2 separate regions of the Mus musculus genome follow, and region 2 is linked to region 1. Evidence: chromatin contacts called from ENCODE Hi-C or POLR2A ChIA-PET data. All regions are on one chromosome and are shown on one strand. The core of a region is the stretch at or near the end of the contact, and the rest is flanking DNA. Distances in the headings are between cores, read along the strand shown. Region 1 holds the start of Smg8 (smg-8 homolog, nonsense mediated mRNA decay factor (C. elegans)). Region 2 holds the start of Trim37 (tripartite motif-containing 37).

Evidence for each region. A loop is a pair of places that touch in the nucleus more often than their neighbours do. ChIA-PET counts read pairs that join two places held with the same protein, here RNA polymerase II (POLR2A).
Region 2: a loop to region 1 is called in a map of T-helper 2 cell, with 2.4 times the contacts of the local background. The contact joins the promoter of Trim37 here to the promoter of Smg8 in region 1. A Hi-C loop is called at or near these places in 1 of 37 maps with a recorded cell type or tissue (T-helper 2 cell). POLR2A ChIA-PET finds 5 or more read pairs at or near these places in 3 of 5 experiments (Patski and embryonic stem cell).

Annotation. Positions count from the first base shown.
Region 1 is chr11:87,083,534-87,088,724 of GRCm38, reverse strand. Smg8 (smg-8 homolog, nonsense mediated mRNA decay factor (C. elegans)) reads left to right here and starts at 1,948. Exons shown (of 4, transcript NM_024262.1): 1 at 1,948-3,730; 2 at 4,980-5,125. The coding sequence starts at 1,972.
Region 2 is chr11:87,123,269-87,128,544 of GRCm38, reverse strand. It overlaps Trim37 (tripartite motif-containing 37), which reads right to left and starts at 1,470. Exons shown (of 24, transcript NM_197987.2): 1 at 1,051-1,470. The coding sequence starts at 1,071.

The DNA.
Region 1 (5,191 bases), core at 699-3,198:
AGCTCTATGCACAGTGAGTACTCTGTGTTTATGCTGTTATATTGCTACTATTTGACTTTCTAAGTAAGATTTCCATGAATGTAAGTGACCACCACCACCTCCTCCTCCTTCTCCTCCTCCTCCTCCTCCTCCTCCTCCTCCTCCTCCTCCTCCTCCTTCATTTTTCCTTCGAGACAGGGTTTCACTGTAACTGTCCTGGAACTCACTTTGTAGACTAGGCTAGCCTCAAACTCAGAAATTCGCCTGCCTCTGCATCCCGAGTGCTGAGATTAAAGGCATGTGCCACCATACTCGGCTTAAGTGACCTACTTCTATGTCTAGCTTAAAACCATAAGTATTGTAAGAAGTGAAAAGCATGGATGGTATACATCTGTAATGCCAGCACTTGGGGTGTGAAGATAGACCAATCAGGAGGGACAAGAGTTCCAGGGCAATTGAACCTACAATGGGTTGGGGAGGGAGAAGGAGAAAGAAAGAATCTATTACAAATGTAGTCAGTGGTAGAGCACTTGCCTAGCATTCACAAAGACATGAATTAGATCCCCAGCAACACACACGCACACTTATTCATATTTCCACTATGCTAAATTATTAGATTAATTTTCCACAATTGGTTTGTTTGTTTGTTTGAGACAGAGTTCCTCTGGGTAGCCTTGGCTGTCCTGGAACTCAGTCTGTTGGCCAGGCTGGCCTCAAATTCAGTTCAGAGATCCACCTGCCTCTGCCTCCCTAGAATTTTCTACAATTCTTTTGTTGATGTTTATCTTTTTGTTTTGAAACAGATTTTTTTATTTTTTGGTTTTTCGAGACAGAGTTTCTCTGTGTAGCTCTGGCTGTCCTGTAGACCAGGTTGGCCTTGAACTCAGAAATCCGCCTGCCTCTGCCTCCGGAGTGCTGGGATTAAAGGAGCGTGCCACCACGACTTACAGTTTTCTTACAGTTCAGACTGGCATTGAATTTGAGACATAGCTCAGGATGATCTTGAACTTCTAATCATTCTGGCACCTCCCAAGTGCTGGGTTTGCAGCATGGGCCACTATACCCAGTTTATACTGGTGCTGAGGATAGAACACAGGACTTCCTGCATACTAGACACGTAGCTCTCCACCTCCACGTCTTCTATTTCTTAAAGATTAATTTTGGAGTGTGTGTGTGTGTGTGTGTGTGTGTGTGTGTGTGTGTGTGTGTTTTGCAGGCCATGGGTGCTGCAAAACAAGAGCTCCTTTTCTCTGTAAGAGCAATATCTGAATGTTGGAATCACAGAAGTGCAACAATGTGTTTGGTGCTCTCGCTCCTCCCTCCTGTCCTTTCTTTTTTGTTTTCTTTTCTTTATGGAGACAGGGTCTTGGTATGTTATCAGGCTAGCACAGCTGCTGTGCTCAAGAATCCTTCTTCCTTGCTGGGTGGTAGTGGTGCATGCTTTTAATCGCAGCATTTAAGAGGTAGAATGGGGGCATGGGGGAGAAAGGAGGAAAGGAAGAAAGGAAGGAAGGAAGGAAGGAAGGAAGTTAGGAAGGAAGGAGAGGGAGAGAGAGAGGAGAGGGAGGGAGGAAAGGAGGAAGGAGGAAGGAAGAAAGAAAGAAAGAAAGAAAGAAAGAAAGAAAGAAAGAAAGAAAAAGAAATTAAGAAATTCTCCTGCCTCAGTCTTCAGAAAAGGTGAGAGTATGATCAACCACCCACGCTGAGCTGTTAGAAGAATCAGTTGGAACTGTTGTGGGTTTTGGCGTATTCTTTAAAACTGAAACGGCAACCAATCTAGCTTTCGATATCTTAAACTCGAGTTGAGTAAACGTAGCGCTAAGACCTTGCAAGGGACACGAAAAGGCAAAGGGGTGGAAGGGAGTGTTGGGGGGAGGGACAGACACCCGGAACTCAAGGACTAACAGGCGGAGGAGGGATTTCACAATAGGACCGGGTGGGTTGGGATCAGCGAGGGACCGGAAGAACGCTAGAGGAAGCTCTTTCTCCGCCATGGCGGGGCCGGTCAGCTTGCGCGAGCTGCTCATGGGGGCGTCGGCCTGGCTGGGCTCTGAGAGTCCTGGAGGCCCCTCCGCTGAAGGCGGGGGAAACGCGGCTGGCACGCCCGAGCCCCCGTGGAGGGAGGATGAGATCTGCGTGGTGGGAATCTTCGGCAAGACGGCTCTGCGCCTCAACTCCGAGAAGTTCTCTCTGGTGAATACTGTGTGCGATCGACAGGTTTTCCCACTCTTTCACCATCAGGATCCTGGAGATCCAGGAACTGGAATCAAGACCAAAGCTGTCTCTGTCGGAGAGGCGGGAGGAGCCGGAGACCCCGGGGCTGCAGCCGGGGATTCACTTCGCGGAGGTATGGCTACGGCGGAAGGTAACCGAGCTGAGCCAGGTCCCCAGGACTTCAGTCTTTTGCAGGCCTATTACAATCAGGAAAGCAAAGTTCTGTATCTTATTCTCACTTCCATCTGTGACAACTCACAGCTTCTGCGTGCTTGTCGGGCCCTCCAGAGCGGTGAAGCCGGAGGGGGCCTCTCTTTACCTCATGCAGAAACACACGAGTTCTGGAAGCATCAGGAGAAGTTACAGTGTCTCAGCCTCCTTTACCTCTTCTCTGTCTGTCATATCTTGCTCCTGGTCCATCCGACGTGTTCCTTTGACATCACTTATGATCGTGTATTCAGAGCCCTGGATGGACTGAGACAGAAAGTACTACCCCTCCTCAAAACAGCCATTAAGGATTGCCCAGTTGGCAAAGACTGGAAGTTAAACTGCCGACCTTGCCCACCTAGACTCCTCTTCCTCTTTCAACTCAATGGGGCCCTTAAGGTGGAACCGCCTCGGAGCCAGGATACAGCTCATCCAGATAAACCCAAGAAGCACTCTCCCAAAAGAAGGCTGCAGCATGCCCTGGAGGACCAGATCTATAGAATCTTTCGCAAGAGTCGAGTCTTGACTAATCAGAGTATCAACTGCCTCTTTACGGTACCTGCCAACCAAGCTTTTGTGTACATAGTCCCCGGAAGCCAGGAGGAGGACCCAATTGGCATGTTGCTGGACCAGCTTAGGAGCCATTGTACCGTGAAAGACCCAGAATCGTTGTTGGTGCCCGCACCCCTTTCTGGACCTAGGCGGTACCAAGCGATGAGACAGCACAGCCGCCAACAGCTCTCCTTCCACATTGATAGCAGCACCTCGAGTTCTTCAGGCCAGCTAGTGGATTTCACTCTTCGAGAATTCCTGTGGCAGCACGTGGAGCTGGTCCTAAGCAAAAAAGGTTTTGATGACAGTGTGGGCAGGAACCCACAGCCTTCCCATTTTGAACTGCCCACTTACCAGAAGTGGATCTCTGCAGCAGCAAAGTTGTATGAAGTGGCTATCGATGGGAAGGAAGAGGACTTGGGCTCCCCCACTGGGGAGCTAACATCTAAGATTTTAAGCAGTATTAAAGTCTTAGAAGGGTTTTTGGATATAGACACAAAATTCTCGGAAAACCGGTGCCAAAAAGCTTTACCCATGGCTCATAGTGCCTACCAGTCAAACTTGCCGCATAATTACACCATGACAGTCCATAAGAATCAGCTTGCTCAGGCTCTTCGGGTATACAGTCAGCATGCTCGAGGTCCAGCCTTTCACAAATATGCCATGCAATTACACGAAGACTGCTACAAATTTTGGAGCAATGGCCATCAGCTGTGCGAAGAGAGGAGCTTGACTGACCAACACTGTGTCCACAAATTTCATTCCTTACCTAAATCAGGTAGCTACAAAGTTCCCAACAGTTTGAACTGAAAACTGGAGCTGTGCTTTTAGTATTAGTGTGTGTTTGTATGGTGTGGTGTGTGTGTCTGAGAGAGACCTCGCACCCTTGGAGGTCAGAGGGCAATGTTGTGAGGTCAGTAGTCTCCAACCTTTTCATGGGTCCCAAGTATCCAGCCCATGGAGTTAGCCTTGTGCTGCAAGCACTGTGCCTGCTGTGTCATCTCACTGGCACCTGAGCTGGGTGTGTATTCATGTATTAAGATGATTTATTTGGTACATAATTGGGTTGTTTTTTAAGAGCCCTGCAGAACTTTGATAGTAAATACTTTTTTTTTTCTTTCTTTGCTTTTATTTGTTTTCTGTTGTTGTTTTTGAAACAAGGTCTCTATTTAATCCTGGCTGGACCTGGAACTCACTATATAGACCAAGCTGACCTCCAAGTCACAGAACTCCTCCTCCTGCCTCTGCTTTTGAAGTCCATGTGCCACTGTACCCAATTAGTAAATACTTTCTACTTCTTTTTATTTTTAAAATTACTTTGTGTGTGTGTGTGTGCATGCATACATATATAGTATATCTATTTGTGTGTGTGTTTGTGTGACTGCATGAAATTTATGTGGAAGTCAGGACAGCCTGTTAGTCAGTCCCCTCCTTTAACCTGTGGGTTCTGGGGATGGAACGCAGGTACTACAAGAGCCATCTTGTCAGCTCCAGCCCTAAATTTGATCTTCTACCTCTTAAAACGAAAACATCACCCATGACTGATTTTTTTTTTAACAATAAACTGGTGAGTTGGTAGATGAAAAGTTTTAAGTGGCATGAAGTTTCAGAAAATGTATCACCCTTTATCCTAAAGAGGTTTTGTTGAATTATTAGAAAAGAAAGGTCACCATAATGTGACACAGAAGGGGAAAAAAGTCAAATTTTGACTATTTATTTCTGGGGCAGGGTCTCACTATAGACTACACCTTGAACTCTTAGAGATCCTTCTGCCTCCAGATTGCCACACTTGCACTGCAGCTATGAGTGAGGAGGCCCCAGGTCTCATTCTCAGTGTTGTAAAAGAAAATCCTTATTCCTGTGTATTTAATCAAGATTTCTGATGTTTGCTTGTTTGTGTGTATCTGTGTTTCTTAATGGCCAGAGAACTATGTGAAGAATTTGGGGAGTTGATTGTTATAGAACACAAAGTAAACTTGGCTCTGCATCGTCTTTGTGTGATTAATAATGATGGTTACACTTTCCAGGAGAAAAGCCAGAGGCAGATAGGAACCCTCCTGTGCTCTACCACAATAGCCGAGCCCGATCCACCGGAGCCTGCAACTGCGGAAGGAAGCAGGCACCTCGAGACGACCCCTTCGATATCAAGGCTGCTAACTATGACTTTTACCAGGTAAACTGAAGCTTCCTTCTCTCTTTTTTTTTAAAGATTTATTTATTTATTATATGTAAGTACACT
Region 2 (5,276 bases), core at 221-2,720, 40 kb before region 1:
CCTGAAGACCTGACTTCTATCCCAGGAATCCCACATGGTAAAAGGAGAAGCAACTCCAAGTTGTCCTGACCTCCACGCCGGCACATCAATGCACACCCATGCACACACTAAATAAACAAACATTTGTAAAGATATCGTGATTAGAGGCAAACTAATTCAGAATCTGAATTTCTGTCCTGATGTAATCAACTAATTATGTGAGCCTGAAAATCTGCAGCCACTATAAATGCGAGTGTCCCTATTGACATTAAGTTAATAACTAAAAAAAAATTGAAAACAGGGAAGTTTACCCACGTCTATTTTTACTCCATTCCAGAAAAATTAAACCCTCCTAAAACCAAGAAAAGTTTACAAAACCTTCACACAACTTTCACAAGAGCAATTAAGTAGAAAATTACTGATGGTCATAACTGCAAGACCAGGTCCTGAGAGATGCGGACTCTTAACTGGCTTTGGGAAGACAATAAAACCATGGGGGTGAACTGGGTTAATCTCAAGAGCAATGCTCAGTAAGTTATCCCTTATTTTTAAAAAGCAAAAATCATGTAGTACTTTAGTCTCTGAACGGTTCACGCCCCCCAGCCCCCAAGCAATCGTTTTGATGATTCTAGCCTTTATGGAAATACCCCAATCATGAAATCATCTTACAAGAATCAATGCTGGAAACTACTAGTCTTTAAGTCAGTCGAGTGTGAGAGAGGTGTGTGTGTCCTACAAAATGAACCGCTGAGGGTGAAAAAAATGTTTAATCATGCAGAGCAAGTCGTGGCGAGAAAGCAGGGCAAGTCCTTCCGATGAATTTGCAATTTTGCTCTAGAAAGGCTCAGCCTGCAAACAGCGACGAGAGCAGGTGCCAAGGCATCGCTGGAGCTCCGCAGCACCTGACTGCGGAACAGATTCAGCACCGGGCATGCTGAGGGCTGGAAGCACTACCGCCGGGCCAGCCTCCCTCTCCGCGACTCGCAGAGGCTGCCTCCCACAGGGAGGGCGAGCGCATGGGGCCCCGGATAGAAAAGGAGCCCAGCCGCCACCCTCCGTGATGCCCCTCACCTCCACACTCTGCTCATCCATTGCCTCCGGCTCTCGGCGGGGCCCTCGGCGACCCTCGGAGTCCGTGTCTGCGCTGTCAGGCGCCGGCCCGAGGTCGCCAGGTCAGCTGCGCTCACCTCAGCAGGCTCCCACAACAGTGCCACCTCCGCGCCCCATCCCGTCGGGTTCCCCACCGGCTACCCCGCATTTCGCCATTTTTTTTTATCCGCGCGCCAGCCCTGGGGCGGAGAGGGAAGGGCTAGCGGTAGCCGCAACGCCTTCCTCCCGCCTCAGCAGCTGGCCTGCGTCCGCGTGGGAGCCCTGGCCCACGTGACGCCGGCGCGCGCGTGTGAAAACCGCCGCGGGGCCCGTCCGGGGCGGAACAGGCGCCACAGAGAATTCGCAAACACCAACGGTAACCAGGGCAGCTAGAGGCGCGGCAACGGGGCGGACGCGATGCGCACGCGCACTCGGCGTTGCGGGAGGGGAGGGGAGGGGCGGGGCGGAGCGGGGCGGGAGGAGAGGCGGGCGCCCGGTTCCCGCGGTGCGCGCAGCACACGAGACTTGGAGAGGCGGTGCCGCGGGGAGGCGTGTCGGGCGTCGGCGCGGTGCCCTTCGCCTCGCAGATTTTACCGCCAGTGATGTAGGCTCCTTGGTGCGTCCTAATTGGAAGAAGCCACGCTCCCGAGTATTAGGAAGGGACGGAGAGTCTTATTTGCGTTCCCATTGTTTGTGGGTCACCTAAGGAGACCCTGGAGCCGGGAACTCTTGCTTGGTTAGTGTTTGCTTTCCGCCTCTGGGAGGAAACGCAGACTTTAAGCTTTAAAAAAAAAAAAAAAAAAAAAAAAACTTAGTCCCCCTCCATAGTAAATGCATTTGAAAGCTCCAATTGTAATGGACCGGCGATTTCTCTTGACCTGTTATTTTGAGACAAGGTTTCTTTAGTTCATGATAGACTGGACGTATAGTGAAGTCTCCAAGCTTCCTGGAAGTAAGGATTGCAGGGGAGAGGTACCACGTCTTCTCATTTTGGTGAGACAATTGGATCCACATCCCACCGACTAAGGCTTTCTTGCAGCTTGAGTTGTTTTTGCTATGGGGACTAACAAAGAGTCTAGGGAATCGCTTCTAAATTCCTTCCAGAAGAGACCAGTTAGGGTGCAGAAATTGAGGGTATGTGAGACAAAAGGCGTTGGTCAAATACTTAAATCTTAATTCTTCTCTTAAGCTTATTACAAAGTTATTTATGAACCCAATCCAGAGAATTGATAATCTAGAAAGAATCTTTTCGTTACTAGCAACATTTTTTAAAAATTATATGAACTATAAACAAGATTTATGGAGGTAGGACGGATGGCCCAGAGGTTAAGAATACTTGCTACTCCGGGGGAGGACCACTCTCTAACCCTGCCTTTGGTCTCCAGCCTATACTCCAACTCCATTCTGCCCACCTAAAACACCCACACTCACATGCACATATATTAATATAACCCAAAATAATCTACACACACATAATTTAATTAAGTAGAGATAGAATATGCTTTCACAAGCTGGGCATGGTGGAGCACTCGTTTAGTCCCAGCATTTGGGGGACAGAGGCAGGTGGAGTTCCAGGACAATCAGGGATACACAATGACACCGTGTATTGAAAAACCAAAAGCAAAAAAGGCTTTCATTTCAAACCACTTATGGTCTTTGAACTAGATGCAGGCTGATAGTTGCAGAATAATTTTACTAACGTGTCCTGAATTGTACCTTTTTGCTGATGTTCCCATGTCACCTGCACTGACCTAGAACTTGCTATAAAGCATATGCCAGCCTTCAACTCCCTCCTTAGCCTCTTCAGTGCTAGGATATACATAGGTATGCCACCACATTCTATTTACACTTTAAAATTTAATCTATACCTAAAAATTTGTGGAGGCCGGGTGTGGTGGTACATGTCTTTAGCTTTTAATCATAGCCTTTCATGACCAGGCAGAAACCATCTCCAGAATAGCCTGGTCTACTTAGTGAGTTCAAAGCCAGCCTGGGCTAAGTCGCCAGACTAAAAAAACAATCAAAAGTTTGTGGGAAATATTATGGCATTTGGAATTCTCAACAATATGGAGAAACCTTTGCCCTGTAGTATAACAGATGATAACAGTAGCCTATAGATTATGGTATATTTGCCATATATACCCAAAATGTTTAAGGAACTAGTTATCAGGCTAGTTCATAATAGTAGAAAATAAAAGAAATCTGTAATTAGTTAGAGGTCTTTGTTAAAAAATAGGCATACAGTGCTTAAATTGGTAGTTGGCTAAGTAAGGGTTAAAGGTCCTTTGTCAGCTCGTGGGTGAGGGAGTCTGCTAGCACTGGAGAGCTTGAAACAGAAGATTGAGAACTTGAAGAAAGCCAACCAGAGCCCTAGCCCAAGACCATGTCTCACAAAAACAGCACTTAGGGGCTGACTTTGCTCTGCCCTTTGCCACAAGACACATCCCCCAAAATGCTATTACTTTTATAATGACTCAGATTATCAATAAGAAACTAAACAAAATCATGATATAGCCATACAGTAGTTACAAGTGTTAAAAAGGATGTTAAATGTATAATGTATGTCATGAAATCATATAAAATGAAAATTTTAAATGCTACAGTATAATGTATGCTTACCTGTTTTGTTTTTTTCTAAAGAAAAATTCTATGTGAATATGTATAGAAATGAATAAAGAAACTGAAGGCTGACTACTTCTAAATAATATGCATTATGCTTGTTTTTAAATATCTTAAATAGTATTATATAGAAACACTATAGTAACAGAAAATAGTATCTAGATGAGAAATAATCCTAAATAAAAGTAATAAGAATGAAGATAATATAACATGGAGGCTAGATACTATGACCAATTTTAGGTTTTATTTTATAGGTAAGTGGATGCAAATACATTAAAAAGGTAACCATTCCAGCTAACAAAAGCCACTGCCAAAACTACAAAATGAACAAGTAATCCGAATATGTTCAATTTAAATGTTGAGGTAGAGAATTTTACTGGCAATATTTGAGGATCACAGAGTCTATTTTAATTAATTTTTATTTATGAGTACACTGTAGCTGTCTCCAGACACGCCAACAAGAAGGCACAAGATCCCATTACAGATGGCTGTGAGCAGCCATGTGGTTGCTGGGAATTGAACTCAGGACCTCTGAAAAAACAGTGAGTGCTCTTAAACTCTGAGCCATCTCCAGGCCGGGAGGGTCACAGAGTCTCAAGTCCTGGAAAACAAATGGAAGGGGAAAACATTCACACGTGTGGATTTTGTTTGAAAGCAAGTCTTGCTGTGTGGCCCGACTCACCTGGAACTCCATGGCCGGTTTGAGTATAGTACCTTCTTGACTCCTCTCAGCCTACTAAACTGGTTTTCTGTGCACCTCTCAGTATATACCTTAAGCTGGGTTTGGAGGTGATTGTAACCTCACACACAGGTACGTAAGGCAAGTTGAATTCCAGGCCATCATGAACCATATACTGGGACCTGCTCTCAGAACAGTAATCTATCAGGCTCAGCCTGGTTGCACAGCATGCAATCCCAGAACTCAGGAGGGAGAGGCAGACAGAGTTCTGTGCTTATAACAAATTTTAAAAGAAGGTATGAAAATTTATGTCTGTAATCCCAGCACTGAAGTGAGATTATCTCTAGTTCCAGCCCAACATGGCCTACAGAGTGAGATCCTGTCTTAAAAAACAAGAGAAGGCTGAAAAAATGGCTCAGCACCTGCTGCTCTTCCAGAAGACCCAGGTACAATTCACAGCACCAAGATAGCAGCTCACAACTGTCTTTAGCTCCATTTCCAGGGGATCTAACACCCATTTCTGGCCTCCCTGGGCACCAGGCATGAACATCAGGCACAGACAGATATGCAGGCAAAATACTCATGTACTTAAAATAAAAATAAAATGTTTTTGTTTGTTTTGTTTTGTTTTTCCAGACAGGGTTTCTCTGTGTAGCCCTGGCTGTCCTGGAACTCACTCTGTAGACCAGGCTGGCCTCAAAGTCAGAAATTCGACTGCCTCTGCCTCCCAAGTGCTGGGATTAAAGGCATGCGCCACCAATACCTGGTTAAAATAAATCTTTAAAGAGAAAACAGGACCAGCTTTGTTTCTAGCACCCAGAGCAGAAGCAAGTGATCTCTGAATTCTAGGCCAGCCTGATCTATATCGGTCCAGACCAGCCTGGGGTTCATAGTAAAGTCCTGTCTCAAA